2 separate regions of the Mus musculus genome follow, and region 1 is linked to region 2. A link is a loop called in an ENCODE intact Hi-C map of the cell type or tissue named here. Cell type or tissue: heart. All regions are shown on one strand.

Evidence for each region. Hi-C counts contacts between places; a loop is a spot of excess contacts. Peaks named below come from ENCODE experiments on the same cell type or tissue, not always from the same donor. Only the 100,000 strongest peaks of a DNase experiment are listed, where the experiment ranks them.
Region 1: it touches region 2 in a loop (3-fold over the local background); 15 of 42 quality-filtered maps call a loop at or near these places.

Annotation. Positions count from the first base shown.
Region 1 is chr14:73,253,335-73,255,834 of GRCm38, forward strand. All of the region lies in intron 17 of Rb1 (RB transcriptional corepressor 1), which reads right to left. Among named protein-coding and RNA genes, the nearest start is that of Lpar6, 17 kb to the left of the region's middle. In heart, a CTCF peak has its summit at 1,367; no DNase peak of the experiment used is centred here; H3K27ac peaks cover 272 bases.
Region 2 is chr14:73,115,531-73,118,030 of GRCm38, forward strand. No RefSeq gene overlaps it. Among named protein-coding and RNA genes, the nearest start is that of Gm35388, 14 kb to the left of the region's middle. In heart, CTCF peaks have their summits at 1,540 (motif pointing right) and 2,295 (motif pointing left); a DNase peak (open chromatin) is centred at 1,561.

The sequences.
Region 1 (2,500 bases), 140 kb after region 2:
TTTTAAGAAAAAAAAATCACATGGTAGAAAAAAATCACATTCCAGTCCCCTGGTTCTTGTGTAACTGTCAACATGGCCTGCGCTGTGTCATTGTCCTAACCCACAGTTTTAAAAGTTACTAAGTCAAGTAATCATTATCTCACAATTCAATTGTTTTCCTGTAAGGCACAATTCTTTGTAAACTGTAACTTAAAAAGAAAAAAAAAAAAAAAAAGCCAGCGTATTGTTTCACAGCCAATAGCACAGGCAGGCACGCAACCTTTGTGCCCAGTGCACCAGAGGTTAATGATTCACCACGGAACCAGACAATACAGGTTCTTTCTTTGGCTCCTTCCTTGGCTTTTACAGAGCCACAGGCTTTTCTCCCTTTTGTGTTCACTTCCTGTCAACACTGACTTTTCAAAAGATACCAAAACATCTCAAAAATCTGTTTGTGAGTTTGCTACCAAATCAGGACTCAAACAGGCTGAGTCACTTACTACCATAGTACTGGTGTATAATACTGTGCTTCATGTAATATCTGGGGAAAGAACTGACAAGAAAAATGTTTAACCTTTATATGTAAGAGTATAGTGATCAAAACTAATGTATAAGAACATAGTAATCAAATTAGCTGCATAAGCAAACTCCCTTGTGTTTGGTGACTGAGTCAGCCACGTCTGTCAGTATTTACAGACACAACTTTCTTGTGGTTTTCTAGATAGTATTAAGAGGAAATAATGAACTACTAGCACTTCGGTGTCTCCACAGAGTCAGCTGTACTCCAGAACAGCCCCCACAGAAACACTGTCCTAAACAGTCCTCAGGGACTTCGACATCATAGTTATATGGATCTCACCAATCATGAAGCCTTTCACTTAGAAACTGACAGCCCTGCTGGAGAACAAGAACCAGATTTTGTGGTTTTAAACAACTACAAAACTGAAATAAATAAATAAATAAATAAATAAATAAATAAATAAATAAATCAAAACAAAACAAAACAAAACAAAACAAAACAAAAAAACAGTTCTCAAATGGTGAGCAGCAGGACAAAGGCCCACGAGAGTCCCATGAGACAGCATGCTGCAGCCCACTGCAGGGAAAGTATCCTAGCCGAAACACCGACAGACAATGATGGGAATGGAAACCCACTGGCTCCCAACAAACACAAGTCAACAGCACTGAGGGGACAGGATTCACACAACAGAGCTGAGCAGGTCTGTGGAGACCCACTTCAGCTGGGGCACAGCAGTCCACACCCATGAGATAACTCCCCAGGACTAAAGACGAAGAAGCCCTGGGGGAGCAGAGGCACTGCTGGAGTCCAAACTGCTTCCTACCTGCCACAGTAGACGAGCTTATGATCCATCTACAGGCAGCAGCAGGTAAAGTACTTACAAGATCACCTCTTGGATAGTGGGGGAAATTAGAAAAAGTTTCTGGAATCAGAAAGAAACAAACAAAAAAAGAAAAAAGAAGAGAAAAAGAAAAAGAAAAAGCTGGAGGGAGGGGAGGGAGTACAAAACAATTAAGCTACTTACAATTTAAATGTGTCCCAAAGCACAACTCAAGAATATTATTAAGAATATGAAAATATCCAGGAACCAGTAAGGCAAAATTCACAATATTTAACGTCTAGTAAAATATCACTGCCAGGCAGTGGTGGTGCACGCCTTTAATCCTAGCACTTGGGAGGCAGAGGCAGATGGATCTCTGAGTTTGAGGCCAGCCTGGTCTACAGAGTGAGTTCCAGGACAGCCAGGGCTACACAGAGAAACCCCGTCTCGAAAAACAAAACAAAAAACAAATCACCAAGAGGCAAAAAAACCAAGTGGCTGTTAGAAAGGAGAGAATCAGTCAATAGGAACACATCTAAAAAGAATAGACATTAGAGTAAGCAGTTAGATGATTAAAAAGTTATAAACACCTATGTTCCATGTGTCCAAGAAGGCAAAGGAGCATAAATCTGTTAAAGGGATATAAAAGGAATCTAAATAAAAATTTCTAGAGTTAAAAATATAGTGTCTAGTATGCACATAAAATTAAGAGCAGATTAAATACTTCAGAAGAAAAATACCAATAAGCTTGAAGGTACAGCTATAGAAACCTCTAAAATGAACTACCTCACACAAGCATCCTTTAAAAGAGGAGGAGGGGTGTGGCAACAGCCACAAGCAACTTAACATACACATAAAAGAGGGACCTCAAAAGAGAAGGCAGAGAGGTCAATACGAACACCCTAACCTGTGCTTAAGGGCCTGGCTGTCCAAGAGCGATACATCCTACACTTCCACACACCCAAAGCAGAGACAAGATAAAGGCATGCTATGGGAAAACGGATGAGAACCAACAATAGGGGGAAAATCTTACAGGGAGCCAGAAAGAGGAAATCTTCCCCAGCAGAGAAACACCACAGTGACTTCAGAAGGGAGGCAAACCCAGACAGTACAGCAGCTTGTTTAAACAGGAAAAGAAAGCTGTAACCTAGATTTCTTTGCTTAGTCAAATAGCTTCCAAG
Region 2 (2,500 bases):
TGCAGAAAAGTTATCTTAGAAATGCTTTAGGGCTGCAAAGATAGTTCAGTTGATAAAGTGCTTGCCTTGCAAACATGAGAATCTGAGTTCAATCAACCTCCCTCCCCAGGACCCACGTAAAACTCCAGTGCATGATGGTGTGGGTTTAATCCCAGCCATGGGAAGGAAGAAATGGACACATTCCAGGGGTTTGTTGGCTAGCCAGCCTGAAGGACTTGTTAAGTTCCTGGCCAGTGAGAGACCTTATGTCATTTTTAAAGAGAAAGGAAACAAAAGCAAAATAAGGTGAGTTGGGTATGGTTGGCACACACCCTTAATCCCAGCATTTGGAAGGCAGAGGTAGGTGGATCTCTGAGTTCCAAGCCAGGCTGATCTACAGATGAGTTTCGGGACAACCAGAGCTATACAGAGAAACCTGTCTCAAAAACAAAACAAAATAATAACAAAAACGGCAAAAATTTTAAAAAATTTAAAATTTAAAATAAACCTAAGGTGAGCAGCTGCCTGAGAACTAGTGGAAGCGTGACAGGTTTTCTGGTCTTCACATGCATGCATGCACATAAACTTGTACCTGCCACACACACACACACACACACACACACACGCACACGCACACACACACGCACACGCACACGCACACGCACACACACACATCTATGCATACACATGAAGAAAAGAAAATACTTTAAAAATCCCTTCTATATAAACACCGTTGGGGCTGGGGACCATATTTGAGCCACTACAAGAGAGACATAGTTGCATAAATGCCTATAATCTCAGCACTTAGGAGGCTGGGGCAGGATGTCTCCTGAGAGGCTCTGCCAGAGCAGATGTTTGCAGCCAACCATCAGACTAAGCACGGAGACCCCAATGGAGGATTAGGGGAAGGACTGAAGGAGCTGAAGGGGTTTGCAGCCCCATAGGAAGAACAACAATATTAACCAACCAGACACCCCCCCCAGCCCCCAAGATCTCCCAGGGACTAAACCACCAACCAAAGAATACACATGATGGGGCTCATGGCTCCAGCTGCATAAGTAGCAGAGGAAGGCCTTATCTTACATCGATGGGAGGGGAAGCCCTTGGTCCTGTGCAGGCTTAATGCCCTAGCATAAGGGGATGCTAGGGTGATGAAGTGGGAGTGGGTGGGTGAGCACCCTCATAGAAACAGGGGGACGGGGAGGGGATAGGGGGGTTTACAGAGGGGAAACCAGGAAGGGGGATAACATTTGAAATGTATATAAGTAAAATAACCAATTTTTTTTTTGTTTTTTACAAAAAGAAAGCTTAAGGCCAGTCTGGGCCATAAAGGAAACCCTGTCTAAAATGAAAATAAATTGAGAGAGATGAGGGAAAGAGGGAGAGAAGGGAAGACAGATAGAGGGAGAAGGAAGGGGAGATGGGAGCAGAGAAAAGCTTTTTAAAAGGTAGAGTCACAGAGAACAGTCCAGCATTTGCTCCCTTCCTGCAGTCATGTGTCTGAGCACTGATACTCCTCACTTGCGTGCCAGGGAGCTGCTTCAAAAATGAAACCAGAAGACTCTTAGCCTGCAGGTGGCTCTGGTAGCCAGAAACAGATGTACGTTCTACAAGGACAGAGAAGTAGGGCAGCATATTTTTTTTTCCAAAACAAAGACTGAGGAAACCACAGCTGCAGTTGGTGGGCAGGCGGCATCCTGGTTCTGAGTTTGCAGCGCCCGAAGGAGGAGTTTTGAGGCCAGAGGAGAGGCGGGGTCACCCAGGAGCCCCCGCATTGTCAAGATTTCAGAGACGTTTCTCAAAGATAAGCGCATTATTATTTTTTTCTAAAAGGAAATACATAAAACTTGGGGTTGAAATTAAAGACTAATGTTTTCTCCCACAATCACATTAATCTCTCTCTCTCTCTCTCTCTCTCTCTCTCTCTCTCTCTCTCTCTCTCTCTCTCAAAGTTGAAAATAAAGAACCATGGTGTTTTGATCTCTGTGCTGTATGCAATGGCAGACATATGCTGGCAAGTTTAAGATGCCTTTTCAGCTACAAATATTAATCACATAGCCGCCTGGCCATGATGGTGCTGGTCTGACGTTCCATAGCCTGGGAGGCTGAAACAGCAGGAATATAAATTCAAGGCCACCTGGATACAGAGCAGGTTACAGGGCAGCCTGAAGCACAAGAAACCTATCCCATTTTGGTGATATCTGCCTCACAGGAAACATAGAGAATTATGCCTTTATTATCTTGCCTTGTCCTGTGAGACAATAAATCCCATTCTCCAAAGACTTACACACATTGGATCCCTACTGCCTCCTTGTGGAATCCCATCAGATGTCCCTGGCTTTTCTAGATTGTCAGATCCCAAGATGGAAGCAGGAATCTGAACCCTGGGCTCCAGGCTTTGTCTGCCAGCACGTTGGAAAAGCAGGGAGCCAGATCCCAGCCCAGACTTCACAAATCCGAACGCTGCATTTATGAACCCCTAGTCTTCACTGTCCTGATGGATTTGAGATAGGTCACCAAC